Regions from separate parts of the Mus musculus genome. Here regions 1, 2, 3, 5 and 6 are each linked to region 4. A link is a loop called in an ENCODE intact Hi-C map of the cell type or tissue named here. Cell type or tissue: left cerebral cortex. All regions are shown on one strand. Links, peaks and the distances in the headings refer to the core of each region. The heading gives the core; the rest is flanking DNA.

Region 1 (5,224 bases), core at 445-4,444, 780 kb before region 4:
TTACCTTCTCTTTAAGCACTATTTGTTAAAAAAAATGGAAAATAAGTTTATGACAAGATATGCTTGGGAAAGACATCACAAATCACCTGTGAGGAGTTCTGTGAGTAAAAATGAAACAAAATATCTTTTACTGGAAGGATCACTAGTAAGTCAAAAATCGATTGGGAACTTAAAATGGCAAAAACACAAGATACTTTTTTTAAAAAAATTGCCAGTTGTAAATTTTTTAAGCACTTGGATGATTTTATGGGAGTTTATAAAGAATGAGGATACTCCAAATTTTAGTCATAATTTGTATCTTCTCTCTGAGCTTATTTCAGTTCCTAATTTTAAGTATTATTGGTAAGAAATATCTTATCTCTTACACTTGTCCTCATGTTTTCCTGATAAAAGCCAAAGAGATAAATGCACATCATGTCTAAGGAACAAAAAGTATCCCTCCTCCTGTTCTTGAAGCAGCAATATCTATACTGGAAAAGCTAGAAAGGGTCTGAATGTTTGCCAGTGATTAACAATGTTGATTTTTTTTTCATGGACTGGGCAGCCATTTGCATATCTTCTTGATAAATGGATGCCCAGATAAATCTCTCACCTTCAACTATAACCATTTTCAAATAAAAATACAAATACAAATTTCAAAGGCTTAGCAATTAAGAGCATTGGCTGCTCTTCCAGAGGACCTGGGTTCAATTCCTAGCAACCATAATGCAGCTCACAACTGTATGTAACTCCAATTTCAGAGGCTCCGGTAACCTCACACAGACATACATGCAGGCAAAATATCAATGCATATGAAATAAAAAATAAAAATAAATGTTAAATGTGCCCATTATCCTGATACGTTGAGTAGAGTCACATATATATTCTCTATATAATTTATTTACAGATAAAGCACTTACAAATAGTTTTTCTCATTCTCTCCACTATGAATGTCTTCCTTATTGTGTATATGCTTTTAGGTAGATATAAACACACTTGACTAATTTTGTTCACACTATTGAAGACTTAGCCAGTGTCATCTATCTGCTACCCTGAAGGTTTTCCTGTTTTCTTCTAGTATTTTCAAAGTTTCAGCTCTTACATTTTAGTCTTTGAGACATTGTGACTCTGTCTTTAAACGTATGGTCCAATTTACTATGGACAGGCATTTTAGTGCTATACTGAACTGTAGTGGACAGAGTGAGCACTTGTGCCATATACCAGATCTTAGGAGAAGATATTTCAATTTTTCCCTTTTCCATACAATATCACATTCTGTCTAAAGCTGCTTTACCACTCCAAAAGATGGGGGCAGGATCCAGATCATATGGATCAAGAGAAGAGAGGAGATTCTCTAACAATAAAAAGAGTGAGCTACTACCAAAATATAGGAGATGCAAGCAGAGACCGTAAAAATAAATAAATAAATAAATAAGAATTAGCTCAAACGAATTGTCAGAAATGAACATCCCTCTGGGTCTTGATTCCAGAAGTGATATCCATGTGTTTATTACCCCCAAGGTGATACACAGTTTTTACAATAGGACTATGTACATGAATTATGGCCTTGCCTTGAAAGCACATATGATATTTAGCAAGTTTAAATATTTTTAAAACCATGTATGTGCACACCAGTGGAGGTGTGTGCAAAGGCCAAAGGAGTCAGATGCACTAGAAGCAGAGTTAACAGGCAGTTGTAAGCTGATTGACATGGGTGTTGGGACCAATTTATCCTCTGGAAAGTTATCCTCTGGGTCCTCTGGAAGAGCACTGTGTGTTTTTAACCTCTGGGCCATCTTTCTAGACTGAAGATATATTTGGATGTGGTAGCTCATTTCTAATCTCAGTGTTCCTCGGGTAAAATAGGAGATGGAGACAATGTACATGGACCAGTCAGCCTGGGATGCTTGGTTGCAAGCAGAGAGAGTGGCCCCGCTTCAAACAAGGTAGGTGGAGAGATCCAGCATGTGAGAATATCCTCTGAACTCCAGAGGCATAATATAGCACATGTTGGGTACTACTCTCACAAGTCCACGCACATACATTGACAAAGGAGAAAAAAATCCCTTTTCACGTTCATCTATAATGTGCATGAATGTAAGGATCATCTCTGCATTCTTCCATGTTAGACACAGAAAGGATACATTACACACTGCATGATGAGTAATGTTTGACTTGAACAAAATGCCATCTAGACTAAAACCTTCGAATGTGCATTCCCTTGCGTGTGTCCAGTTCCAAATGACTAAATACATATTCAACCGTAATGCACACCAACTTTCCTATAGTAACATATTTTATTTTATAAACATAAGACCTTCAGAGAGCATTCCAGTAATTCATTGCAAATCTAAAATTCATTTTATGCTCACAGGCCTGGCCTACTGTTTACCATCAGTAAAGAAAATCTTGAGCAATTCTGCCTATGGCCTCTAGATGTCTCACCGAGATTCACGTACCAGAAAATAGCCCGATGCAATCTCCCAACTATAGGCCTGGCTGAAATGTCATCTTGGGACCAAGGAATACTACACTTGGATCAAAACATTCCATCAGTATTTTTTTTAACTTTCTGGAAAAATGAAAATAACAGATGGTGGGGGAATAGGCAGATTTATGAGAAAAATAACTTGGTATGAGTCACTCTGATGAGGCACATCCCAAGCAACCCTGCCTCTTCGGTGATGATGACCAGTTTCCAGGTGTAATCCTTGCGATTAGACAAGTGATGCTCAGATGATGGTCATCGGCCCTTCTTAACATGCTTTGACTTGGAAAACGTTCCCATCGCTTACATCCAAGCTGCGGAAGTATGTAATTCAACATCTTCATATATGTGTTTGGGATATGCTTATACAAAAATAATGATGGTTTATCCTGAGGGGAAATGACTCTACAAGTTAAGCCAGTAACAAAAGAAACCATTTTATCTCTTGGGAGAATTTGAAACATGTTTTGATGAGCAAAAAAATATGAATTTGGGAGTAGTTTAAACATTAGCAATGTGAAATTATTCTTCCATAAGTATTCTTATTAGTAAAATGTTTCCAAACGTAGTATACTGCAGAAGTAAGGTTTTACTCATTATGGAAATACTTTGTTAATATGTATGTGGAAAATCTGATGACAATACATGAACTTGGCAGTTTAGAAATACTACTCCAATCCAGATATTGTCCAGACACTTCCTGTATAGGGAGTTGCTGAGCTTATAACCCCAAGACCATATTTCTCAAAAGTGAAGCCAGTGTAATACTTTCTCATTTTCTAAAGTTGTCCTGCTGATTGCAGGCACTATGAGTGTACCCAAAATGACACCAATGAAAGTGAACAAAATCTCTTTATACTCCATCCAACACCATATACACGCACGTGCACACACACACATACACACACACACACACATTTGCATTATTTGCAGATTTTTTCTAGCTTTAAGTTTTATTGTCTTTAATATCTATTTTTTCCTGACTCTTGACATTCATTCTGATTGGCTTCAAATCAGAAACCAACATAATCAGTAAAAATTGATCTTCAATATATGTTACAGAACTATCTAGTTTGATAGGACCTTAAATAATGTTTTTGGAAGTGCTATGCATTGCTTGTGTCTTTCAGTTTGATTTTGAGAAAGCAACGTTTTCCTTAGTTGATTTGTGAGTTTGGAGCATGTAGTACATGGGCATACTTGTGTTCATTTAAGCCTGCACATACAGAGAGATAGAGCGAGAGAGAATATTTTAAAACAAAACTTTCACTATTTTATTTTAAAATATTCTCAGAGTATCGTCTCTAGCTACTTAATTAGCTTTGAAGCTTTACACTAACTTTTAAGACTCTCCATAGGCTATTTCATGCTCCTTACCCAGCTTGTTCTACCCCAAGCAATTGTAAATGTAATTCTCAAACCCCTTCCCATAGATATCTATTGTGGTAAATTCACTGTTCAAGTCAAATATGACCTAACTCTTTTATAATGCCTTGTTTCATTGAGGTAGACATGATATAATTTATTCCTACTTGAATATCAATTCTTCATTTACTTGTCTCATGCCTGTCTAAAATTGCAGTTTCCCATGGTTAGGAACTGGGGCTTACTCCCAAGCATATCCCATGGATTCAACACAACCTCAAGAAAAGAGATTGTGAGCCAGGCGGTGGTGGCGCACGCCTTTAATCCCAGCACTTGGGAGGCAGAGACAGGTGGATTTCTGAGTTCAAGGCCAGCCTGGTCTACAAAGTGAGTGCCAGGACAGCTAGGGCTACACAGAGAAACCCTGACTCTAAAATACAAACAAACAAACAAGCAAACAAACAAACAAAAAACACAAAACAAAACAAAAACAAAAACAAAAGAAAAGAGATTGTACTTGACCACCTGCCAGTTACAAGAACAGGTACAGCCAACATTGTCCCTGGGAAGAAAAATGTCCTAGTGCTGAAAAGATACTAATGAGAAGACACCAGTGAGAACAGGGAAACTGAGGCATTGAGAAGTTAGAGCAAAGAAAAGACAAAGGTATCAGTGAGCTACAGAAGCCAAGGAAAGTTGAAGAAGAAGCAGAATGAGCATGAAGAAGGTAAGAGGTTTTCCATTGTGACTGAAGGGTGTTCTACCATGGGCCCTGTCTTAGCTCCACTTCACCTGGATAGCCAGTGCTCAGGTCCTGGTAGTTCACTGGAAAGGTGTCAACCTTTAATGTCTCTCTGTCTCTGTCTCTCTCTCTGTCTCTGTCTCTCTCTCTCTCTCTCTCTCTCTCTCTCTCTCTCTCTCTCTCTCTCTCTTTTAGCCAAAGATCTACAAAGGATGGGTGTAACCAATGAAAGTGAACAAAATCTCTTTATACTCCATCCAACACCATATACATGCAAGTGCACACAAACACACACACACACACACACACACACACACACACACACACACATTTGCATTATTTGCAGATTTTTTCTAGCTTTAAGTTTTATTGCCTTTAACCAGTATACACTGTAAGAAGCAAGGAGGAGAAACCAACAGCATTGTACTGGTGCTCCACCCTTGCTCAATATGACAGTCTAGAAGCTTCACTGAGCCCTTTGACCTGAGTCATAGATGCTTTATAGAGAGTTTCCTGAGAGCCTGGATTTTAGAAGAGCTGGAATTTCCTGAGACTCATAATCAAGGCGCTGTGTTTGCCTGTAAGACTGAAATACATATAAGAATGGTTCGCTTATATTCATACTCTTTGTCAATTTTAAGGTAATTTAT
Region 2 (5,224 bases), core at 658-4,657, 1.5 Mb before region 4:
GAACTACTTTGCACAGCATCCCTTTACTTGTTCTTAGAAGCTGGATATTTTACTTTGACATTTTCATAACATGCAGAACTGCAGAGGCTATAAGTTTTATCTTTCTCTATTAAGTTCAATCCAACTCAGAGAGTAGGGGAGGAAAAACCCTCCTTGTTCAACTACTCATTGATTATTTTTGATGGCATGATTCTTCAAAGTGGGGGAAAGGTCACATATGTGCATGATCTCACCTTGTAGTCTAGGCTATTCTGGAACTCATAGCAATTCCCCTGACTCAGACTTCCAAGTACTAACATTGCATGATTGAGCCCCCATGCAAGTGGATAGTTGAAGGGAGAAACTAATAAGTTCTGGTTCTCCAATCATTATATTAAGGCCTACTGGATGTTTTTAAGATATGTGCTAAGTTAATAACTTGGTAGGTTCAGCTGTCCTCGATGGATGATGTCTAACTGAGTATCTGTGAACCAACAGGGATGAGTGGCCTTATCAGATATGTGAGATTTCAGCCCATAGCACTATTCCCAGTTTATGTAGTGCTAAGGATTGAAGCAAGGGCATTGTGCATGCTGGGCAAGGATTCTACAATCAGAACTACATTTACAGTCCTTGATCAGATTGATGAGAAAGAAATCATGAAGGAAATCCTATGAATGATAGCTACAAAAGGAAATCTCTTCGGAACAAATTTAATCCACAGAGTTAAAGATCTTTATGATGAAAGTTATAGAAATAATTCTAATAAGGCAGTTATATACACAAAAGGGTAAAGGAAGTAGTTATACACACAAAAAATAAAGGAATCTCTCATAGTCCATTTTTCTTCCTCCAGAAACCTCTGAAGCCTTATTCTTCAGCCTGGTAGAAAAACATTAAGCTTTGTGAAGGAATTTAGTCATATATATATATATATATATATATATATATATATATATATATATATATACATATATATATATATATATATATATCATCCCACTGAATGTAATGGTTGAACTTCAGACATACACAAACACACACATATATGTGTATATATATATATACATATAATATACAATATATTAATATATATACACATCATATAACACAAACCTTTTCTTTGTATTGCATTGAAATTATTCTTATACTATTAAACATATATTAACTTCTAATGGCTTCCTCACACTGTCTGACTAGTGCATTCTCATCCCTGACAGATAAAAGCCATGAGGTCAGCTTCTAGATTTGCCCAGAGATATTACTGCCTCCATATAGAAGGCAATAAAATAAGTTTTGGTCATTTCATAGCAATGTTTTGCTCTTCTTGCACACAATTTCCAGCTATTTAAGATATACTGATGAGGCCTTAGAGCTTCTGGCTATATTAAGGGTCTCAGGAAGATAGAGAGCCTATGGCCTGCTACTGAGGCTTCTGTCTCAACCCCATTCCTGATGAGGTTTTCTGAAGCACCTTTACCTGTTGGTGTGTGGGCTTGGATCCAGGTCAGGGTTTGTCAAGAAGACTCTACTCTGTGTGAGGTAGCATGTTACGATCTTTAAGAGTACATTGCTTATTTATTTATTCTCCTTCCTAGCAGGGAAACCATACAGCCATTTTGTTTCAATAATATCTCAGTTTGCTATTTTTTTTCGTAAAATTATGAGGAATACTGGATTTAAAAATGAACAATAACTGCTGTTGGGGCCGACCTGAGGCTCTCATGTCCGGATTCAAGCCTGGAAGGCATCTTGGAACTGGAAGAGAAGAGGGGATCTAGGTGGGTTGACAAATAATGGAACCAAGACAACTAGTCTGCTCAAGGTTCACCTGTTTAATGGTGGACACACTTTATAAAGGAGGGGGGAAAGTCCATTCCCGCCAATTCATCCTTGGAGCCCAGCAGCAGGTGACCACTTATAGGTTCAGGAACAGCTAGGCTGACTCCAGGCAGGTAGCAGCAGAGGCAGTTGCAGAACAATAGAGTGATCCAGGGAGGCAGGCTCCACCCTAGGTGATCTCCTTAGTGGCAACAAAGTCAAGGTCTGGCTCAGCCTGCTTCAGGCTTGTGGGAGGCTACAAACTGCAAAAAGGTCAATGAAATTATGTTTAATGATAATCTGCTACACTCATAGATTGGTGCCTAGCCTATTTGTCATTGGAGAGGCTTTGTCCAGCAACTGATGCAAACAGATATAGAGACCCACAGCCAAACACTAGGTGGACTTGGAGAATCCTATGGAAGAGGGGGAGGAAGGAGTGTAGGAGCCAGTTAGGTCACGGACACCACAAGGAAAACCACTGAATCTACTAGCCTGGAGACATAGGGGCTCATGGAGACTGAACCACCAACCAAGGAGCCTCTGCACATATGTTACAGTTGTGTAGCTTCTTGTGGGACTCCTAAGAGTGGGAGCAGGGGCTGCCCCTGACTCTGTTACCTCCTTTTGGGACCCTTTTGTCTTACTGGATTGCTTTGTCTAGCTTTATCAGGAGAGGCTGTTCATAGTCTTACTGCAACTTGATATGCTGTGGCTGGCAGATACCTGTGGGAAGCCTGCCCTTTTCTGAATAGAAATGGAGGAATGGATTGGAGTGAGGGGTGAGGGTGGAGGGGAGGGACTGTCAGGGGAGAAGAGAGGTACTGCAGTTGGGATGTAAAGAAAACATAAATAAATAAAGCTAACAAACTAAAATGAACAATAAATAGTAGTACAACTCTTGTGAATACTTAGTCTTTTCTCATTTGTAATTCTCTAGTCTGTCAGCAGGTTGCAGCAGAGTGCTAGCAATAGTTTTAAATTAGGGAATTAGAGGGCATCAGAATTGCTCTTCCCTGCCTCCATGTATCCCTTTTTTCTTTTTGCCCTTCCTCCCTCTCCTTCTTCCTCTCCCTCCTTTTATCCCTCTCCTACTTTCTTTGACTCTTCACATGTTTCTCTCTTCCTTGCCTTTTTTCACAGGTCTCTTTCTTCTGACAAATACACATTATATTCAGTTGTGTTTTGCAAATGGAGGAGCTGACTGAATAGTAAAGTTTGCATGTACATTGATAGTAAGAGCAATCAAATGTTAGTGACATCCTTTTTTACTACTCTTTAAGCAATAGCATTTTGGGGACAATATATGGAATTGAGCTTCAACCAAATCAGGCATTGATGGATTTTATAGTTTGATTAACAAAGATAATAGCAAACCCCAGATTTAGTTTAAACATAAAAAGTATTAAGGTTGTATCCTGCTTGTATAGCATATGCAAATGACCTCGTTTCTGCTACTGCATTTGGAAATGTAGCAGAAGAAAAAAAAAAGGCACTTCAATTGCAGCTCTCATCAGTTATTCACTGTATCCAGGCCTCTCAATTGTGTTCTTTTCTTTAATGCAATAGCAAGCAGCAATCACCCAGCTGTGCTTGGTAGAGTGAACTATATACACATCTATATTGAGATTTCATACACACATAACATAAAAGCGAGAGAAAAAGCCTCAAGAATGTTTGGCCCATTGCAAATCACACAAAAGGACTAATGAATCTCTCTCCAAATGGATCTGTAGTGACCATCTGTAAGCCTTGATTGATTCATATTCCATAACGGTATCAGCATCCAGGAAGTGATTACTTCAAGGTGCAACACAACTTCCCCTATGAAAGCTCAGTCTCTTTAATCATACCTAGTCAGTATCTGTCACGGGGATAAACTAAGGCAGATTGACTTCTTGTCTCACCTTTGTTTGTTTATTTCATATATGCAGAGCATCTACTCAAAGCATCCAAAACAAGAAACAATATTACTCAAGCATGAAATATGATAGCTACTGACTTTTTACTTTGACCTTTGTGGTTAAATGCTCATTCTTAGATGGGACATGTTTTGATTCTATAGTTTAATTCACAAAGTATTATCCATGGGTTGATCTAATAAATGGGATTTTTCTTTTTTTTTGCAGTATTTTGGGGGTATAATATTGAAATGCATTACACATCAGTTCAACAGATAGCCGTGCTATGGAGCTGCTATGGCTTTTTGGCATGTGTTAACCAGTGCAGGTATATGCTCATAGTGACCTTTAGGGTGGGGCAGGGGAACGGCAGTCCTCAGCTGATAATGACACCCATCTTTAAAATAATTACCACTATGTGAAGTGCTGTGAAGGAGAAAGACACTACTTTATGATAACACACAAGGAAAGCACTTGACCTGTCTTAGGGAGGAAAAATGGATTAGAGAGACTTCTCCGAATGATAGGAAGGAAAGTCATTAGTCTCAGACAGCAGTTCAGAGTAAGGTTTGATTAGTGTCTTTAATTTGTAATTAAATGGGAGAAACTATAATTAAGCATGAATCAAAACCTTAAGTGATATAGCATGTTAATTTATTGTATGGGATAATCATTGTGGTAAGAGGTAATGCTTTGATAAGTTAGTGTTGCTTCATTTGAATAGCAATATCTTGAATCACAGGAAAAAAAGGTTTGACTTTAATTATGGCAAACTCATTAAAAGTGTTGATTACTATTTGTACAATTTGCATACCTTAAACACTGTGGATATTTATAAGGTAGGAGTTTGTCTTCTAAAGTTTTCTTAGACTATCTGGAGTAGAAGAGCAGGCTACAAAAATCACAACTCATATTTTGCAATGAAAAGTATATTTCAACCAGTTTCTGCTTATTCATCTTTTCTCCTATCTTGATACATTTCTTTTGTTTTTCAGTGTTTTTAAAGTTCATTTGTGGTATCAGTTTTGGATAGAGATTCTGTGATGCGTATAGATTAATTGGCCTCAAGCGCATTACTTTGGTACATTGATACAGTATATAGCCTTCAAATAAGGTTCAACACATTTATATCCCCAAACACTTGCCGCTTGTTTATATCAAAATGTTCTCCCCAGTTTCAAAAAATATACAGTGCCACCTATAAGGTTACAGACCCCTTCAGCTTCTTAGGTACTTTCTCTAGCTCCTCCATTGGGGGCCCTGTGTTCCATCCTATAGATGACTGTGAGCATCCACTTCTGTATTTGCCAGGCACTGGCATAGCCTCACAGGAGACAGCTATATCAGGGTCCTTTCAGTAACAATATGAACTAATCAGTACTCCCAGTGCTCATGTCTCTAGCTGCATATGTAGCCGAAGATGGCCTAGTTGGCCATCATTGGGAAGAGAAGCTCCTAGGTCTTGCAAACTTTATATGCCCCAGAACAGGGGAACGCCAGGGCCAATAAGTGGGAGTGGGTGG
Region 3 (5,224 bases), core at 868-4,867, 140 kb after region 4:
CTGTCTCCAGAGTGCCTCTTTGGCTGGTTTTCAGCCTCCTAACCGAGTGTCTTTTTTGCTCTTCTTTCTTTGCTGCTTTGGCCCAGCAAAGAATGAGGCCCTAAGGTGGAAGCTGCTTTCTTTCTTGTGGATCTACCTTGGACTGTCCTTGCTGAGAGCCATTGGCCCAGCCCTGTGATTGACTATGTCACTGTCGTGGCCAGGGTTCCACCTGAAAGAGATGAATGCCCAGAGGGTTTTTAGCTTTAATGATGGATTTGAACAACAGCCCTGCTTCTCTGGTCCAGTAAGACTGTCAGGGACAATTTCCCAGGTCAGGGGTTATCTCCATAATTATGCATTGATATCAATACATCTGGACATGTAGTTATACACTGCCCAGGCTTGTGGTCTTCGAAGAATGTTTAGTGTTGAGTATTTAAGGCTTTTAAGAGCATACATATACATATACATGACATCTCATCTGTCAGTCTGTTTCTTGCTCCTAAATGTGTCAAGAAATCTAGGGTCCTGGCAAATTCATAAAATTCATTAATAGACCGAGCTGTATTTCCAAAGTCTGTGGCTTCCTAGCTTCCCTTATTTGAGTTCCAAGAGCTAGGGTGACTGGACTCTGGTGTGGTCCCCTGCCTAGGATGATAACATCCCCATTGTGCCTATGGCAGACAACAAGCTCTGGCCTCAGCCCCTTACAAGGGCACGAGCCCCGTTGTAGAGGCTTCCTCTAACAACCTACAAAAGCCTTCACCTGAAAATACACCACAGTAAAGATTAGGGTGTCATCATTTGGACTGGGGGAAGGGACAGGCATCTGGTCCAGGGCAGATGCCTTGAACTTGCACCAACAGGCAGGACATCCGCAGCTACTTGAGATCGCAGGTTAAGCCAATGAATTCTCCTGGCAAAAACCATTGTGTGAAAGGGGCTTTGTAGATTTCTAAAACTCATGGAATACTCTGCTCTGAAGTTCTGGTCAGTCCAGTTCTTTGCAAAGGAAAAAAAAAAAAAAAGTCAGGCCACATTCTGACTGTCCTTACACAGCTGTCCATTCCCTGAACTACCACGGTATCAGGCCTTGCCACAGTGAGAGCTGAGCAACTCAGTCTAACCTGCTCTCTCTTCCTCCTCTCCTTCTGTCTGACATCCCTCTGGATTAGGACAAGGATTGGGACCAGACCAGGTAGGAGGTCCGAGAAAGGATACACAGAGAGAGGTGTGACAGCGAACCTTGATTGTGAACGTGTTTAAATTAAGAAAATCCTAGATCTGGGGCTGGAGGGATGGCTCAGCCATTAGGAATGCCTACTGCTCTAGCCGAGGACCCAGGTTCAGTTCCCAGCACTCACAGGGTGACTCACAACCACATGTAACTCCAGGCCCAGGCAATCCAATGCCTGTTTCTGGAGAATGCCCCGCATGCAAGAGGTGCACATACACTCACAAAGCCTCACACAGATGCACAGAAATAAAGATCAGTTTTAGCCAAGGAAATTTCCACATTAGTATAACACACCTGTGTGTGTGCTGCATAACTGAGTGGTTTAATCCCTTGGTGGATCTAAACTAGGACTGCGGAAGTTATAATATGACTGCAGTGTTACAAGGTACTAAAAAAGTATGAGGTGCACCTTGGTTGAAGGAAGTAGGTCCCCGGAGTGTGTCTTTGGAAATTATGTCCTGACCTGGCCCCTTCCTGTTTTGCCCTATTCTGCTTCCTGTCCAGCAGGAGGAAAGGTCCTCTGCCTCATACTCCTGTTGCTACCATGTTCTTACCCATGCATGTGGTGCCAAGCAGCCCTGCACCGAACTCTGAAGCCCGGAGCAAAATGAACCTTCCCTTAAATCGTTTCTGCCAGTAATGCGGTTACAGCGGTGAGAACGGTAACTGCTACAGGTCGGAGCGGCTGTGCAAGTTAGCAGGAACCACTGCACTTAGGCATCCTTCACTGTTAGACATCCTGCACTGTTGCAGTCCTTACAGCCTTCAGTCTTGACAGTCACCGCACATTACATAGTTTCATCTTTCTGACTTGGAGTTAGAGTTGTAAGGGGGCTACGGACTGGAGCAGTAAGCACAAGGCATGTGCACATGAGCAAAAATGAATTCTGACTTTGGAACTGATATGAAACCCCTGTGTCCTCTCTCCCAGGACCTTGTGAGTCTTTCCTGGGGAAGAATTGTGATGTGACACAGAACCTGCTAGGTGCTGGCAGATGACCCGCAGACCATCTAGACAGTAAACAACTCCCTAATGTTCTGTGCAGCGTCTTCTGTAGAGCCCATCTGGTTCAAAATGACCCTGATTCTGCTTACAAAGTGGAATGCTTTGCTGACTGGAATGTGTCCTAGTTTTCGTCTACAGACACCGTGTTGTAGGCCTCTGCCTCCACCTGCTGGCAACTGTAAGCACTGAGAGAAACCGACTGGCTCTTTTCAGTACAAAGATGTTTGGTCTCAATGGCTAGAGTACTTCACATTCATAGCCATACAGGAACGCAGTAAACATTAAGTGTATGGGCTTACTGGCAGCCCTACCAACCCTAAATTCATCTCTTAACCAAGTTCCCTGGTGAGTCCCATGCAGAGAGCAGGAAGGAGTGACCACACTGGGACATCAGAGATGGAGCTCAGTGAAGGCTCTATGTGGCTCCACCGCTGCTCATCCCCAGGCGTGGGTAGCTAGATGGCAAGTCTCGTGTGAAGTGCCCTGGCTGCCCACTTCCAGCTTACCCAGGGCACTGGTAGAGGCAAAGGTCAAAGCTATATCCTCTTGGAACTCAAACGAAGCTTTTACAATGGGGCTGGAGGTACAGCTCAGCATTTATGGGTGTTTGCTGCTTGCAGAGGACCAGAATTCAATTCCCGGCACCCATCTTGGGCACTGCAGAACCCCGTGTGACCCCAGCTTCAGCATAGCCAGCACCCTCATCTGGCCTCTACAGACATCTGCACATGTGTGCAGATAATCACAGACAGACACACATACATACACATAAATAAAACATAAAAATAAAATCCTAACAAAATGTACAATGGAGAATTGTACTTGGCAAACAGTCCTTAGGGTTTGGCCTCACAAGTGGTCCGTCCTGTTAGTGACATATGTCTTTGATGTGTACACAGACTACGCTTTATTTCTGTGGCTTTTTAATTTCCTTTGTTGAAACTTGGAATTTCTGTCTAATCAAGCAAACCTAATATCTATTGGGTGTCTAGCCAGGCAGTCAAGGTCATAGGAAAAAAAAGGAATGACTAAGAAACTCCCACAAACCAAGAAACTAAGTGGACTGTAATCCCTTGGATTGGTCCATGGAACAAAACCTTAGGAAAATTGGCAGAATCCAAATGTAGTCTGGAATTGAGTTCTTGGTAATATTTTGATGGTTGATTCTTAGTATTGACAAATTATCTTAATAATATAACATTAACGTCATAAGAATTGAATTTTCTATTACCTTTGGCAGTGTTAACCAAATATCCCAATAAAAAAATATAAAGTAATTGTAAATGTTTACAGAGTGTTGGAGCAGGGCACTGAATGAGACCAAATGAGTTAGAGGACACTGCCAAAGAGCACAGCATGGTAGTTTCATGTCCAGCCACCAAAAGTCAGAACCAAGCACCACTCTTCAGAGAGGCAACCCCGGCTGCAGGTAGCAGACAGGACAAATTTGTGCTATCCAGGGAGGCCTGCCAGCCCTGAACACTCACTGGAAACCAGTGATGGGCACATGAACCTCAGTGTGGAAGGAGCACAAGGCTGGGATAGCCCTCACAGTTATACAGGAAGAGGATGAGGTCCAGAGTAAGCTCCTGGTAGAGTCATAGCAAGCCCATGCCATGCCTAAGACCATCTAGCTTTGTTCAGAACTCTTGCATTACAGATGTTGTTGAATGGCTCGGTTCTCAGCTTGAGTCTGCCTCCACTGGCTAACTGGTCCCTCTTGGTTGGAAACTGCTGTGCCTAGGTCCAGGGCTGCTAAAACCACCACCATGCTTTGAAGATGAAGGACATAGCAGGAGGTAGGCAGCAGCAGGGCCCAGCTTCACTGTGTCTCAGAAGGACCTAATGTTATTACATATTTTTAACTCAGTTTACTATACTCTGGATTACACCCTGCAACTATCCTCTTCCTTGATAGTGAAAATGAAATGTCTTCGTTGGATACAGTTCCAAGATCAGGGGGCAGGAATTAAGAATGAGACCTCCCCTCTAGGCCCTGAGACCACTAGAACTTCACTGCCTGCCCTCACCCATCATACCGGAGACCTACCTTTAAGAAAACCAGCTCTAAACAGACAGTGGAAAGTCCCTGTCCCTTCCAGGCAGATGTCAGAATAAACGGAGGCCTTGAATACCTGAGAAGTCTGGATCAGGCATCAGGAAATTCTCAGGGGCCTCTAGGACTTGAGCAAAGGCAGCCTAGCAAGCAATGGAGAGCAGCCAAACTCCTGTGCTCCCTCTCATCTGCTCTGGACCCTTCTGAACATCAGGAGAGGCCGTGACCGCAGCCAAGCCCAACCCCACAGCATCTTGAGAGGACTGGACTTTAGAATGCTAAAGGGCGTTCATCCTCCGGCATTGGCGGGGTGTGTTTCTTATGTTTTACTCCTCATAGACCCACAGCACAAAGCTGAATTCTCTATTTTACCTTTAAGTTTCTATTTTCCATTCTTACTTACAGCCTCACACCCATGTCTGAAGATGTGTATCCATTTCTCTGTCTCCATAGCCTCCTGTGTATTAGCCACTCAGAGTGAAGGACACAACATGGCTTCTGTCCTTGGGTCTATGGCTGGTTTTCTAGGAGACTGTATGTATTTGTCCAATGAATGTCCCTAAATGATTTCCAGTAATAAAAACGAAAAGTCCAAAAGAACAGAAGAAGAAAAGGTCTTCCTGGGCGCAAGCAGTCTCTTTGAGCCTCCAGATTCAGTTTACATGACTGGATAAAGCAAGGCACCTCCGGATGGCTAACACAGACCATCTCGTTACAGGTGGAAGCTACTTTAGAAGCTCCTAAAGCCTTTACAAGCCACTCTCAAATTCACTGAAACTCTTCACAGTAAACCACTAAAGGGATAAAAGTTTGATGAGATTTAAGACAGAGTTTCTAAAGATTTTTACCTTGTATGTTTTACATTAAAATCTTTAACCATTCACTTAAAATAAATCTCTCTTGTTGTAGTGAGTCCTTGAGAGAATGGAACTTTGTTGTTAAG
Region 4 (5,224 bases), core at 544-4,543:
GGGCAATGACTGTTGGCTAGGTTAGGGTCTCTCGGAATCGCGACCTGGGATCTCACACCTGGCACTATTAGCCGCTGATCACTAAGGAAATAAAATGTAAAAGTCACCATTTCTCTTCCTTCATGCAGGTGAAGAGGGATTCACACTTAAGGGTTAGTTAGTGCAAAAGGTGGGGGGCGGGGGCTGGAGGAAACCTGGCACCCCTTATCACATTCGTAAGTCTATTTGTGATTTTTTTTAAAGATGTAAAGGACCTTCAGAGAGTTCCTAAGTGTACACCCTTACTGTGTATATGTTAGCAGATGTTTGTTTCATAGTTTGCACGAGCATTAGACGACCCTATACACTTTTAACCTTGACCACAAGGATAAGTGGGAGACAAGGATAAGTGGCTAGGCTGCACAGGAAAATGGGTACTTCTTGATGAAAACGGGTCAGCAGCCTCTTTGCAAAGCCTATTTCTTAGTCTCACCACAAGCAGACGCTCCCCAAAGTTTTTTTTTTTCTTTTTCTTTTTAAGATGACCTATAAATCAAGCAGGGTGTCCCTGTCTAGCCCAACCGGCATTAAAGACCTACAAATGTGACGTTGCTCCCAGTGCTTAAAGCCATTCTACTCTAGCCATGGGCGGTTCTAGTTTTCCACCTCTTTTCCTAAGCCAGGAACCCTCTCAGCCTCCCGCTCTCCAGCACTGCAGGTTGTTTGCAGTGAGACGCAGCAGTAAAGGTGCTGGGCATGCTCAATCCACTAGACTGCCTGGCTTGGAGTAGGGGAGGAGCGGATGGGTAAAGGGGGCTGCGCGCCTCAGCATAATGCGGCTAGAGAGGCGGGGTGAGGTTCCTGGGGCAGCCTGCTGATTGGTGGAGTTGCCTGTCTTTCCTGTCTTGCACAGATGCGGTAAAGGGGAGAGAGGGAGAGGGTACAGATGTAGGCACTGGCGCCATTCAGATGCTTGCGGTACTTGAATTGGGGTATTCCGCATCTGTAGGTGTCACCTCCTCTCGAAAGCTCAGGAGCCTCTGTTTTCTCTTTTCACCTCCTTTATCATGCAGTTTCTCCTAAACCTGGTTAATGGATTATGCGGTACACATTGAATTGATAGCCTTCATTTTTCCCCTCTGACAGCTTGGTGATGCGGGCACATGTGCCCACTACAGGAAGGCTATAAATAGCAAGTAATTTGGAAAAGGTACGGAGACTGCAATAGCAAGAAGAGGACTCTAAAGATTTGAAATGCATTAGGGGTTGGGAGGATAGCAACTAGAGATATCTGAAGTTAGTGTAGCAGAATAACAGTGTGTGTGTGGGGGGGGGGGGGGAATAAACAGCTAGTCTAGTCTAGCAACTGCTTAATCTAGATTAGTCCACAGGGAGGGGACCTCGCATTATGTAGGAAAGCACTTCAAATCCAGACTTTAACTTTTAAAATTACTTCCTTCCTGACCTCTGTCACCAACCAAGAACAAACAAAAAAGAGAGAGGGGGAAAAAGGAGGTACCTTTATGGAGGAAAGTATTTTCTTGAAGGAGGAGACAACAAAAAAAACAATTTAATTTGGAAGATTTTTATAAGTCATCTTCACAGAACATTAGGGTGTTTATGATATAAAAGTAATGTTATTCTGACTGAAGAAGAAGTAGACCATCTGCTCTGAGGTGCCCAAGGCCCTGGATTGGATCCCCAGTTATGTACACAGACAGACACACAGACACAGACAACCAGATCGTTGTAACAAACTGCTCACCAATCAGTGAAGTTTAACACACACACACACATACCCTCACACACACACAACTCACTCGAGTTTCATTACAAATCTTAAAGGCAGCTAATGTTCAAACTATACTACAGTAAGTTCAGTTCTTTGTACTTTTTTTTTAATTGATGGCTTGAGATAACTCTAGGAATACAAATTCACATTTGATTCACATAAATATACAGAAGAGAAAGGTAGGCTTTTGTGGAACTCAGGTGAAGTCGTGTTGAGCAGATACGTGTATTATCCTGTCACCTTATGCTAAATTAGTCTTGTGTATTGTAATGAAAATTTACACCCAAGAGAAAATTCACAGAACAGGCAAGCAACCAATTACCAAATAAGTTGCTCAATGCTGCCATCTCTAGGACAGCTAGAAACCACTTGCGCAATGAATAAAGGAATGCTGTCTGCATTTTAAAACATTGACTAGAAGCGCTGCCAGAACTAAATTGACATATTGATGTCTTCAATACAGTCATGATAGTGAGAATTAAAATTTTACGTGTCTTCGGTGCATATTTGATTAACATATCTACAATTACTGTTAAAATAGGAAAATGGCCAGTGTATGATGTTACCAAGAAAATCATATAAAAATGTCAGTTATTAGATACATATATGATGTACATATACATTGGTATATATATATATATATGTATGTATCAGTAGACATGTTCCTTAATACAAATAGGTCATCACTACAGAAACCACTGGAAACTCAGTTAATTGTGGCAATTTGGAACAATGCTTAAAGGAAAATGAAAACTCATGGATTTTTTTTAAATTGAAGGATTGCATTATTTTACTATATCTGCATAGTTGCAGATATTTGAAAGCCTCCTCTGCAAAGCCACCCAAACCATATGAGATACATTCTTGCAGTTTGGGGATCAACAATACAAAATAATTGAATCTGCTATATTGAGGCTTCTCCCGCCCCAGGATTTAAAATAAATAAATAAATAAATAAATAAATAAATAAATAAATAAATAAAATAAAGGTCCTGCTTGAGCAGGTTCCCATAGGTAGGCGAGAGGTCTCTGTAGTTACCATGTTCTCAGTGCTGCTGATTCCACAGACTCCTATTTCTGATGATGGATTGAAAGGCACAACAGTGAGATGCTATGAGATGCAAGCAGAGTACTCACTTCACAGCTCTATGCAAGCTTAAAGAGAACAAGGGCAATAAACATTCTACTTAACTGAGCTCTCACTGTTTGGGGACTTCTCTATTCAATCACTGGTATCAAGCGTGGAGAGCTATTCTTTCCATGATGTAATTAAAATATTGCAGATTTCTGACCTCCTCCCAGCCCCAAAACAACTTGTAGTGAAAAAATACCCTCATCTAAAGCAATATGAAGAGACTCCTACTTATGCAGAATTTTAAGCAATATTGGCTTACACACAAAGGGGAAATTTTTAATTAGCTGCTACCGAATTACAGAAACATACAGCTTACCTAATAAAGGTCTCTATCTCTGGGTTCACTACAGCTGGGTGGAGCAGGCAATGACCCACGCTTGGGTGCATCTCACAGCAGCTTTGAGAAAAGTCAATTTCTGGCAATCGGCTGGTGAGAATCCATCTCTACTCTCGGTCTGGATTTCACTCCGTATCCGGGGAATTCACGGAGGGTAAAAGCATGGAGTGCTAACCCAGGATTTCAGAAATATATTAATCCCTTCAAAAATGTCAAAACTTTCATCATTTGGTTTCTATCAAAGCAGGAAATAGGCAAATGGATGAAATTGGGGAAAGGGAAAGTAAAAACTCAATGCCATGATTTAATTCTTCCATTTCAGGAATTGTACTGGTTGATGCTGTTTTTCCGGAGGGAAGATCAAGCATGGCATATTTCTAAATAGTCTTTATTTCCTTTTTCATTTTAATTTTCTTTGCATCTTTCTAGAACTGTACGTGAATGTATATGTAAGCATGGGTGCCTTAGTGCATGGAGATACCTATGGAGGTCAGAAATGGACATTAGAACTCAGGAGCTGAAGATATACATGGTTGTGAGCCACCATGTAGGTGCCTAAAACTGAGCCCAGGTCCTCTGTATGAGCAGCAAATGCTCTTAACCACTGAGCCCTCTCTCTACCCGTTCTGTGCATCTTTATTTTAACTATGATATTTTAATTTCTTTTCAGTTGTCTTCAGTAGAAATGGAGAGTCTGTCATTCAGTCCTCTAGCTTAAACAAGGCCACTCCTTTGGCTTTGCAGTTGGGAACCAGAACCCAGGACTGGACATTGAATCCAGAGTCTCCTGTCTGGGTTCTCAGTCCTCTTGTAACTCATTTCAGAACAGAGACTTACTCCGGTGCTCTGTTGACCCTGAACTCATTGTAGTCCAGACTTCAGGTTTGTAATCTGCCTCAGTCTCCCAAGTATCTGGGATTACCAGTGGGGGCAGAGAATGAAGCCAGCTCCACTCAGTATCATTTGTTGTTGTTGTTGTTGTTGTTGTTGTTGTTGTTGTTGTTCTGCTACAGTGTGCTCAGTCTAAAATTTGATACCCAAACTGCCTTTCAAATAGTTGGTTGAATTTTATAGATGTGCTGTCTCCTCTGCAGGTAGGGTCTAGACACACAGCACCCCGTACAGCATCTTAAACTCACCTCCACACTCTTGCTTCTCCTCAAACTCTCTCCTTAACTCTAAAGCTAGCAAGTATGTCTTCTCTCTTCTTTGATATTAAAAAAAAATCAAAGTTGACTCCTCAAAATTTCTCAAATTGGGGCTAATCACTAACTAAAGGCTCAGAGATATTAGCTTCTTTGGTTTAGGCAGGAGAGAGCTTCTCTGAACTTCAGGTATTGAAATTATGTGGCTGTGTGCGGTAATGTGCAGTGTAACTCCAGGCAGAGTATCTGACATCAGAATCACCTAGCGAGTCACTGAAGTCAAAACTTTCTCCAGCCCACATCACCTTCCTAAAGTCCTCCATGATTTCATGCGGACTTGTTTCATGTTCCACTTCCATTATCAGGGGATGAAGGGATGCTGGGACACGAAAACCAACAGAGAGTTAGCCTATGTTTAAAACCATATTCACGGGGACATTATAAGATGCATGCAAGTTAGATCTTCAGGAACTGTTACAAGTCTGCTTCAGTGACCTTAAACTTTTTTGCCATCAATTTCTGAATATAAATAACTCTGGATGCTCAGCTGTGAGTGGGTCATCTGCATCAGCCTCTCACCATTCAAGGATCGGGAAGCTTCTAGAAAGATGGGGCAGAAAGAATGTAAGAGCAGGCAGTGAGAAAGGAAGGGCACACATGAATTCAGAGCAGCTTTGGTTACCAGCATAAAATCAAGCCAGTTGACACTTTAGCACAGAGTGGACCAGGTCTCATCACCTCCCACTCCTAGCTGAAGAGCTACCGGCAGTAAATGAGTACTGAGAAAAAGAGAATCACTTTCTTTTGGGGGGCGTGGTCTTTGGAAAGTTGCCACA
Region 5 (5,224 bases), core at 708-4,707, 140 kb before region 4:
GAAGAGAATCAGGAGATGAGGGCTTCTTACTCTTTACGATCACATGCCCACATGATTCCATGTGTCATGTGTGTCTCCATAAAGGAAAGAAACAACACTGAAAACCATATAGGATTTTCCTAACTGGAATGCTACAAAATCATATTTCCAAGTATTTTAGTAGTAGGTACAGCTTTAATTTTTCTAAAAGCAGGCAATGATGGCTTCAATGGTTATAAAATTATATATGAATTCTTTTTCTGACTTTACCCTTAGGATTCTAGGCAAGTGCCAACCTGTAATGAGGTTGTACTTTGACTCTAAGAAATTAGCCGGATGGCCCCATCTGCTTCATACACACACACACACACACACACCAACAGTATACTCTGTAAGCAAATAGGATTAGGAAGAAAGGGACATGCATTAATTAACTTTTTTGCTATTGTGACAAAATACCCAGATTTAAAAAACAAAAACAACACCTTAAGGAATGAAGGATTTATTTTGGCTCACAGAGAGTACAGTTTATCATATTGGGAAGAGACTGGTGTCAAGACTTTAAGGTTGTTCTCCACATTACACCAAGACCTTAAAGTCACTCTCCACATTGCATCCATAGTTGAGAACCGAGAGCCATAATGCTAGCACACAGCTAACTTGATCCTTTCCATATAGTACCAAACACATTTAGAATAGGTCTCCCCACCTCAATTAACCTAATCAAAATAAACCTTCATAGGCATGCCCAGAAGCTCGTCTCCCAGGTTATTCTAAATCCCATCAATTTGACAATCGAGGTCAGCCATCACAGAAAATGACACGGTCATTGATGGATGTGAACTGGGAGAATGGTATGATGCGCACACATGCGAATCCTACTTGGGATGAGGTTGGCTGTTTCTATTGGGAGTTCTGACTTAACTCAGCAGCTGTGACACACAGATGAGGCCTTAAGAGCAGACCCCTGCCTGACCTTCCTCATCTGTTCCTCTGCCTAGAACTTGATAATTCTGTGAAGTGATTATCCCCTCCATATGCCATACCTGCCAGAAATTACGTTAACTGCAGATACAATGGCTCCCAAGTGCAGACAGTATGCACACCACCCTGATTCCCTTCTCCAGAGGTTAGACTGTCTTCAGCCCAATGGGGCTAGGAATTGGAGGCAGGCATGAAGTTTGTATTGACATATAGTTCTGTCTGGTGAATCTGTATTCTTGGAATTACTTGCCCAGGTAATGGAAAACCACCTGTCTATAACTCCTCCGCAAGAACAAGAAATTAATACTTAACTATTATTCTAGTTTGTTTTCTGTTGCTGTTATAAGAGTACTCTGACCAAATGCAACCTGGGGAGAAAAGGGTTTATTTCATCTTATACTTTCAGGTCACTGTCCATTATAGAGGGAATTCATGTCAGTAACTAAAGCAAAAAACATGGAGGAACACAGCTTACAGGCTTTCTCACTGGCCTGCGCTCAGCCTTTCTTATACAGTCCAGAACCGCCTGCTTCATGACAGTACCGCCTTGGCCTATACATCAATTAGCAATCATGACAATACACCGCAGACATGCTCACAGGCTAATCCAGGGGAAGCAGTTCTTCCACAGAGGCTCCCTTGTCTCAGGTGACTTCTCAGATGTATCAGATTAAAAAGAAAAACCTAACCAGAACAGCCATCAAGAAGGCCCTTCAGTCTCTTAATATGTGTCTTAGTTAGGGTTTCTATTGCTGTAAAGAGACACCATGACCAAGGCAACTCTTATAAAGGACAACATTTAATTGGAGCTGGGTTACTGGTTCTGTGGTTTCATTCATTATCATCAAGGTGGGAAACATGGCAGTGTCCAGGCAGGCATGGCACCAGAGGAGCTGAGAGTTCCACATCTTGATCGGAAGGCCAATAGAAGACTGGCTTCTTAGGCAGCTAGCTAGGAGGAGGGTCTCAAAGGCCACCCCCACAGTGACACACTTCCTCCAACAATGGCTCACGGACCACAAAGCCCTCAGCTGTGTAGGTGTCTGCCTGTAATTATGCCCAGAAGCTTAATTGCCTACAGGTTCTTAATTACATTGCCTTTATACATTTGCCTTCTGATTTTACTTCTTCTCTTACCCTTGGCTACATTTTCGCCACCCGTTCCCAGTCTGTCTGGAGTGAACCCATGAATAGCTAGCTGACGGGACTTTTCATATTTTATTCCTGTAGGATTCTGTGGGAAAGGGTGTCAAGGCCTCCCATTGGGTTCCTGGGTGTGAAACCGGTCCATTAAACATTCATTTAGGGCTGCTTCAAATAAAAAGAGTTGCCTTAAATCACCCAGGGTTGTTTACTGCAGAACACAGTATTTCCTCTGAAACACAGAAGTAACTACAGCCATGTGTATCTTTAATGTCTTGTCTGAGCCAGATTTCTGCGTTCTATGCACTGAAAGTACCAAGTGGCCAGCCTGGCGAGGAGCCAAACAGTAATGTTTCCTTTTGCTGTTGTTGAAACAGGCATTCAGGAAAACGATTGAGCACAATAAGGGCCTTCCTGTTCCGGCAGGCGGGTGGCCCTGTGAACTGCCTCCCCCCTAACTTGGGGTGAGTCATACCAGTGTGCTGTGAGCTTCCTTCTCCTTTGTCAATAAACTCTCTCTGAGGCCGCTGCCAGCGACAAGGGATGATGTAGGGCCAGGCCAGATTGTAGATTCTGTACTCACATTCAGACTCTCAGCATTCATTTTCCTCTCAGAGCACCACAGGATACCTAAGCTCAGCAAAGTCAAGGTTCACAAGAGCAATTTCAGAACCGTTCTGATTGACCAAGATATTGCCTTGCTATGGGTTGGTTGCCCTCTAGTCAGGAAGTCAGGTCTACAAAGCCAGACACAGAAAGGGCACCTTCCATGAAGGATAGTTGGTGGCTGGTTGGGAGTGGTAAGAGTGACTGGCAGCGCTCACATAATTGTCTATTTCCTCATTCTCTCTTCCTACCCCTGTTCTCTTCCTCTCCTTTTTTTGTTCTCCTTTTGCTCTTCTTCTCCCTCCTCCTCCTCCTCCTCCTCCTCCTCTTCTTTCCCTTCTTTCTTCTTTCTTTTTCTTCTCCTTCTCCTCCTTCTCCTCCTCCTCCTCCTCCTCCTCCTCCTCCTCCTTCATCTGAGACAGATCTTGCTATATATCTCTGCCTGACCTCTGACCTGTTCAAGATCCTCTTGCCCCATCTCCCTCCTGAGTACTATTTTACAGAAGAACAGGACCATGTTGGTTTCATGATGTCTCCCTTATTCTTTCTCCCTCAGAGTCTCCATGCCCTATTTGTAGGTCATTGTAAGACATATTGCCACTGAGACAGTATAAAAGCCAGATGACCCTTCAAATGATGCTTGGTAGACATGGAAAACTTAGCATCACTCTCCAGACTTTGCTCTAGGGGCCAATATCAGAGCTGCTTAGGCAAAGATGAGCAAGATGGGAACTGTCTGAAGCACTGCTTTTCCTACGCTAAAGGAGTTCCTATTAATCATTATTACATTTTAATAAAGTTAGTTTTTACTCAAGCACTATTTCATCCTCAAGGATTTGATTCTTATCAGTGACTTTTTTATGTCCTCAGACTTTTCTGTTTCCTCTCTCTAATATGGGGGTGAAAATAGGAGTTATTTTGCAAAATAGAAGTCAAATGAGATACTTATATGGGCAGTTTTACTTATTCTCCTATCCAGTGCTCAGTAAAGGTAGTTATGGTTACAACTGTGAATACAACTACTAATAAATAAACCAAACAATCACCATTGGTTTTATTTGGGGTCTAGCAAACCTTTGTTTGCCCGATATTGAAGTATAAAGTCATGCCTTAAGAAGGTGTGGTTTCAGGCCGGGCATGCTGGTGCACGCCTTTAATCCCAGAACTTGAGAGGCAGAGGAAGGCGAATTTCTGAGTTCGAGGCCAGCCTGGTCTACAGAGTGAGTTCCAGGACAGCCAGGGCTACACAGAAAAACCCTGTCTCAAAAAAAAAAAAAAAAAAAGTGTGGTCTCACTCTTGTGCCAAAATAGAACAGTGCTTCCAAATGGAAGATGATTGAATACTATTTTTTCCAATCATAACTGAGAATATTTTTAAAGGTCTCAGGGAGGTAAAGTCAGGATTTCCTCTGACAATTAAAATAATTGCCTCAATTGATCCCTAGAAGATTATATTTTGTGACAACCAATCCCTTAAGCAAATCAGCTAGAGTAAATAAAATTACTAATTTTTGCTCCAAATAATTGTTCCATTTATACACTAACGGGCTGTGCTGTGATGATACTTATCTTGGGTTTTGCCCCTCCCCATGGTAACCAACAGTAACCAGGCTTTTCTTCCCCAAAGCAGAGCATAGATACCCAAATCCTTCCCACTTTTCTGTCTTAGCACTGTCTGTACATAAGTTCTCCTACCTACTCTTGTTCAGTAGTAATGAAATCTTCATTCCAGAGGAACCCTGCCCTGTGTCCCAAATGGATGAGTGCTGACCAACGAGATCAAAGGGAATCTAACCAGGCACTCCTTACTTACTTCCCACCTAATGTACAAACATCCATGCCTACGTAATGAAGTCTCCGTAACAAGGACAAGATTTCTGGGGCTTCCAGATAGCTGAGCATGGGCCCTCCCTGGAAGGTGATGTGCCTGTCACCACACACATCCTGAGGATGGAACACTTGGTCTGTGAGCTTAAACATTATCTCCAGGTAGAGAGTATCAGAACGTGCCAGCCCAAGTCTGCTTTTCCATCTCAGGATATCCAGGCACTGGACTAGAAGGAGTTAAGCTTAGCTTGGCTGGGTGGGTTAGCAGGGTCTTGGTTGGCACGAGTGCAGAAGAAATAGCTTTCTCTGGGGAGAGTTTTCAGTGAAATAGCTCTTTTATTCAGTGCAAACAGGGCTATGTAAACCTCGGAGAGTGGGATGAGTTTTCTTCGGGGTAAAATTGCCTAGGACCAAGGAGCAGAAAAATGGAATTCCAGGTACTAGGTAGACTAGTCCCTATAAGGAGAAAGTTTAACCTGAAACCTGCCCACCAAGCTAGGTGATCATCTCAAGGGTGTTGGAGGTATGGGGGGGTGGGGGGAGGGAGGGTTCAAGGGTGTTGGAGGTGGGGGGGGAGGGGAGGCACGGTTCAAAAGACTTACTCATGCTGAGACATACAGCCCAGGACAAAGAGGAAGTAGTCCTACTCTCCTCTCTTTCAGGATGAGATTTTCCAGGTTAGGAC
Region 6 (5,224 bases), core at 505-4,504, 350 kb after region 4:
GAAAATGAAGGGTATGTGGAGATTGCATCAACAGCAGTTAAACTTAAATGGGACAATGTAAGACTGCTTACTGGACTGCCTTTCAACTCTCAAGAGGTCTTACTGCTTTGATAAAAATCTCTCAGTCCAAGCAAGTAACAAATAATTCAGTTTGTGTCGGTCTTAACACGTTAGAGTTGCCAACGGCTTTGTCTTCACCGTAATCATAATTGTCCATGAACCACAGAGACCTAGAGCAAGCACCTCGGTCACAGCAGAAACCATAAACTTCCATCCAATGAGCCCAGCATTTGTTCAGAATATGTGGCACGATTAGGACATTGACATGAATGACACTGGGAAGTTCCTTCTCTCCTGGAACACTGAGCCATCAGAAAAAGATACATTAAACACGACAGGAAACTATAGAAGCTTTATGAGAGTGGATACAAGAGGAGTTGTAGCCTAGACCAAGGGAGTTCAGCATGGACACTCATGCTCAAGCTGGAGTCGAAAGGTTTCCAGAGTGAAGGCTGAACAACTCTTACTCAAAACAAATAGATGATGATGATGGATAGGTAGATAGGTAGATAGGTAGATAGATAGATAGATAGATAGATAGATAGATAGATAGATAGATAGATAGATAGATAGATAGATAATAGGTAGATATACAGACAGACAGATAATAGATAGATGATAGATAGATAGATAGATAGATAGATAGATAGATAGATAGATAGATAGATAGATAGATAGATAGATAGATAGACAAAATAAGATTGAATTAAGCCTGCCTTGTGGCCCCATTTAATAGTCTCAGGTTTAGAGGAGGGCCAACATGTCCCCTCCCCTTTCCCTAAATGAGATGAGGATTGAGGCATCTGTGGCTTGAGAGAGGCAGAACTTCTTGCTATCGCTTGAGGACAGGGGCCAGGGCCCCCTGGCATACTCTACTTGAGGACAGTGGCTTGGAAACTCCAAGCCTATGATGTCAAGTTCATTCAGAGACAGGGTTCTCAGCCGTGAGAAAGAAATCACTAGCAACGAAGAGGTCTTGATGAAAGAGACTCCTGAGACCTAGTCCCAAGGTTTCTGATTCAGCTGGTCATGGGGCAGAGATGGGAATCTGCCGTCCTGACAGCTTGCCAGATGACAAGGGCGTTCAGGCAACCCATTCCTAAGAAGAGTGCAGTTGAATACTTGACTGATAGGAATATAGACAGTTAAAACACTAGGAAGGCAAGGTTGAAATAATTAGAATCGGTTCTTATCACTACAGACGCCTGTGACCTGGAGACTGTGGGTGTCTCAGCCAGGTACTTTTCATCCAAGAGATCACAATGCATGAATGGGGTAAGGGCAGGAAGTGTGGAAATCATTTCTCACCCTCTTCTGTGAATGGCAGAAAAGCCTCCTGTCCTAACCTAAGCAAATACATTCAGTTCATTAGATTTTGAGACCTTTTTTCCTTTAAGTTGCACAAGTAGAATTCCCTGTTTTCTTTCAAATTTCCCTACCATTCTCCTCAATAGCTCATCAATTACCAGTTGATATTGTCAATTACCAATTATATTTTTCTATAGGAGCAAACTAATTGGTAGTTAATATTGATAAAGATTCATGTATGACCTTAGAATATATCAGGTGTATTAAAGTACATATTAAATCTACTACTTACAATTATTTTTCTCCTTGCTTTTCTGTAGATGGCTAATATTTTTTAGAGTTGATTTGTATGTGTCAAAGTAACTAGATAGAAGTTCCCTAACTCAGTGATGTGCCTCATTTTCTATAAAAGAAACATCATTCTGATACCATCATAAAGACATACAGTGGACATCAACATCTTTTGCTTTTGCTTTCTCTGTGTAGCCTTGGTTCTCTTGGAACTCACTCTGTAGACCAGGCTGGCCTTGAACTCAGAGATCTTCCTGCCTCTGCCTCCCAAGTGCTGGGATTAAAGGTGTGCACCACCATTGCCCGGCATCTGGACATTAATATTCTTATACAAATCTTGAATGCTATTTCAGGGAAGCAAAGCTTAGAACCACATGTAGAAAATGGTATGCATTCAACTGTCACATATGAGATATGGTGCACACAGGAAAGCCAGGTATTGAATCCAAATCTATCTGCCTGCCTGCCTCTCTCTCTCTCTCTCTCTCTCTCTCTCTCTATCTATCTATCTATCTCTCTCTCTATCTATCTCACACACACACACACATACACACACACACATTCTGCTGAATCTAAAAATATGCCAACGTTAAGCCACTTCTCACCTACAACAATGGCAGTTTCATATAGTTCATCTTTTTGTTATCATGGAAAAGGGAGAGGGTTGACCAACTTCACCTTTCCCACAACTAAACTGCCTAACTTCCTAAGTCTGATTTTTAAAAAGTGACACTTTTATGTCATTTGACATTTCTTCTGTGATGTTTTTCTCTATTCATTTTCGTTGAAGTATTGCCATAATGTCATGCGGATCATGATTTTGGTGTCCAAGGTTCAAAGCACAGAAAACAGTTCGCTATCCACCAACTGTCCTCTTCTGCTCTTCCCAGGGCTGTGTCTGCAAAGGCAAAGGACAATGCCTCTGCGCGGGGACCAAAGGGGAGAAGGTAAGAAGAGAACTTCTCGCCGCCTCTTCACAGATGCCTGAGTCGGTCACACTTCGCCCTTCTGTAGTGGAGATCATCATCCAGTCCCCTAAATCCACCTTTAAAGTAATTGTATATAAACATTAACCTTAAACAATGTTGAAAGCTCCTCCGGCTACCTTGTGTAAATACTGGCAGCCAGACTGTAACTCTCTTGGCTGAATAAGTAGCAAGTTGGCAGAAAAAGAACATTTCTATGAAAGCCTCCCTAGCATACTCTATATTTATAATGTTGCTAAACATGAGAGAAGAAATTAAAACAACTTGATTCTCTCGCTTCGATGTAAACATTGAAACCCGCAACGCTGTGCCGCTGCACTGGAACAAGACCGCCCCCTGGTGGCGAAATTGGCAGCAGCCCTGTTGAAACAAAAATTCAAAGCTCCATTGCAGAATTCAAGGAAAAAGAAGGCTGTGAAATCTCATCAGTTCGCTCCATTAACTCACAATTTATGACAATTAAGGCAGAGGCAGAGCTAAAGTATTTTTTTGTTTACAAACCTCTTCTTCCTCGGAGGTATTAATTAATCGTTCAACAATATGAAAAGTAACTCTTAAAATTACTTCAAAGAAAGCACATTTTGAGCTATCTAAATAAGACATTTATATATATATATACATATATATATATATACTTATAGGATAATTTCAATACTTATTTTATCTATAGGTAATATATGTATAACTCACTTGCACTAGGGTCCGCCCCTCTCCACCTAAGCTGTGAATGAATGTAGCATGTTCATATTTACTCTGGAATGTCTCTCTTTGTACTTGAACTTGTATCCAGGCATATGTTGAGTCCCAGTTGTATGCATGATCCAATTTAAAACATGAGAGTAACTAAATGGTAAGAAAGCTCTAGTAAATCTCTTTATTTTCTGTTTATTGGCTGTGCTTGACTTATATAAGCGTAAAGTAGCAGACTTCTGATCTTTTCTGTTGGTTTATTATTTATTATCTGTCTGTCTATCTATCTATCCATCCTTCTTATCTGTTTACCTATCTATTTATTTATTGTACTTGCCCACTGTAACAAACTTGATCAAACTAACTAATGGCCTTGAGTGTTGAGGATTGTTTCCAGTATTCTGGTTCAAGAGGATGTTTTTTGTTGGTGAAACTCTATTTCACTCACTTCTACCAGGCGCTTCCCCACAGCATCATCTACGGTCATTCCGCTCAGACTTTCTGCTATGTTGCCCTTGGTGCCTCTCCTGAAACTCCTATGAAAACAGCTGGTTGAGGGACTCATTCCCTTATAACAAGAACGCTTTTGAGTCCACGCCTCCATGGTATTCTATTTTCCTTCCATCATTACTAAAATCTCAAAATACAGCTTACTCCTCATCCTCACCATCTCTATCCTTCAATAAACACATTCCACTAATCTTAACTTTCTATCAAAACTGCTCTTTCAATTCTCGGTCCCTGTCCTTCTAACATCTATCCTGAGTAGGTCTACTGTCTGGCAAAAGTCTCTAAAGGATATGGGCATCACTCTGAAACCTATGGACATATATTAGTAGACAGTGGCTACCCTTGGAGCTGAGTGCTAACTAGTGACCCCTTGATGCAAGGGAAGAGCATCATTGAAAGGAGAAGGCTGTGCTGTGGTAGTGAGTGGTGCTGGATAACTGCCGCTTAATTCTGGATTCTTTTTGGTTTTAACAGGGGGAGAAAGGGGTTCCTGGTTCCCCTGGATTTCCTGGCCAGAAAGGATTTCCAGGTCCTGAAGGCTTGCCTGGACCACAGGGACCCAAGGTATGTGGGCCTGCAAGCTTGACAAACCCTCTGTCCACCTAACCCATCTCCATGCCCACCACATAGGCCACTGAGACCGTACAGAGAATCTCCCATCTGGCAGATATAAAACAAATTCTTGGTTTCCTGTCCTAGCTAAGCATTCACCCAGCTCACCCACCCAGGCCCTGTGTAGTTTCTGCCTAGGAGTCTATCCAAACACCTCTTACATGGGGGGGGGGGGGGAGGCGGTCTTTTGCCCTTTCACCTCTGCCCTTTACACTCCCCCACCCCGGTCTTGGAACCCCTTTGGTGTTGGCTTACCTATCTTAGTGTTGAAACATACAAGGTTTGCTGGCACACAACTCCATCTAGATTTTTTAGGTCCCCAAACCAAAGGATTTTCATCCTCTCCTTGTCTTTTCTTTTCATCGGGTTCTTGAAAGAGTAGTTCGTGTGATACCTGTGGCTCTCCTGCTTCTCTCCCCTCAGCCAGAGCCACTTTGCCTTTGGCTTTCTTCCCTGAAAACAATCCTGCGAACTTCACTGGTGACCTCCAAATGACCACTGTGAAGTGTGCTTTGGGGTCCTTACCTGATATAAACCTCTGCTTTACTTCAGATTGTGTGGATCTGTCTGCCTTTGTTTTTGGAAGTCCCCTATCCCTGATTCTATTCCTGTCTCCCCATCCACCCATTCCTTTGTGGGGTCTGTTGAGCACCGGGCAACTATGGTTTATAGCAGGGCCTGCCGGGCTCCACAAGAGGATTTACTAAATAACTGTGAACCACTAGGTCGGCATACTGTTCCTTCCAACTGGGGACATTAGCTAGCCA

What was found. Hi-C counts contacts between places; a loop is a spot of excess contacts. Peaks named below come from ENCODE experiments on the same cell type or tissue, not always from the same donor. Only the 100,000 strongest peaks of a DNase experiment are listed, where the experiment ranks them.
Region 1: it touches region 4 in a loop (9-fold over the local background); 20 of 42 quality-filtered maps call a loop at or near these places.
Region 2: it touches region 4 in a loop (4-fold over the local background); 2 of 42 quality-filtered maps call a loop at or near these places.
Region 3: a loop joins it to region 4, with 4 times the contacts of the local background. A loop is called at or near these places in 18 of 42 quality-filtered maps.
Region 5: it touches region 4 in a loop (2.8-fold over the local background); 2 of 42 quality-filtered maps call a loop at or near these places.
Region 6: it touches region 4 in a loop (4-fold over the local background); 2 of 42 quality-filtered maps call a loop at or near these places.

What each region holds. Positions count from the first base shown.
Region 1 is chr1:81,514,342-81,519,565 of GRCm38, forward strand. No RefSeq gene overlaps it. Among named protein-coding and RNA genes, the nearest start is that of Nyap2, 440 kb to the left of the region's middle. In left cerebral cortex, for the core only: a CTCF peak has its summit at 2,410; a DNase peak (open chromatin) is centred at 2,416.
Region 2 is chr1:80,827,829-80,833,052 of GRCm38, forward strand. No RefSeq gene overlaps it. Among named protein-coding and RNA genes, the nearest start is that of Dock10, 72 kb to the left of the region's middle. In left cerebral cortex, for the core only: a CTCF peak has its summit at 2,744; DNase peaks (open chromatin) are centred at 2,755 and 3,435.
Region 3 is chr1:82,431,163-82,436,386 of GRCm38, forward strand. The region is part of intron 6 of Rhbdd1 (rhomboid domain containing 1); the gene reads left to right. Among named protein-coding and RNA genes, the nearest start is that of Gm46095, 62 kb to the left of the region's middle. In left cerebral cortex, for the core only: a CTCF peak has its summit at 2,396 (motif pointing left); DNase peaks (open chromatin) are centred at 1,768, 1,869 and 2,384; H3K4me3 peaks cover 272 bases.
Region 4 is chr1:82,292,192-82,297,415 of GRCm38, forward strand. No RefSeq gene overlaps it. Among named protein-coding and RNA genes, the nearest start is that of Irs1, 3.4 kb to the left of the region's middle. In left cerebral cortex, for the core only: a CTCF peak has its summit at 2,128; DNase peaks (open chromatin) are centred at 791 and 2,099; H3K4me3 peaks cover 641 bases; H3K27ac peaks cover 646 bases.
Region 5 is chr1:82,148,454-82,153,677 of GRCm38, forward strand. No RefSeq gene overlaps it. Among named protein-coding and RNA genes, the nearest start is that of Mir6344, 19 kb to the left of the region's middle. In left cerebral cortex, for the core only: no CTCF peak of the experiment used is centred there; a DNase peak (open chromatin) is centred at 2,527.
Region 6 is chr1:82,638,890-82,644,113 of GRCm38, forward strand. Col4a3 (collagen, type IV, alpha 3) reads left to right here. Exons shown (of 52, transcript NM_007734.2): 2 at 2,550-2,606; 3 at 4,320-4,409. Among named protein-coding and RNA genes, the nearest start is that of Col4a3, 55 kb to the left of the region's middle. In left cerebral cortex, for the core only: a CTCF peak has its summit at 2,981 (motif pointing left); DNase peaks (open chromatin) are centred at 2,602 and 2,975; H3K4me3 peaks cover 416 bases.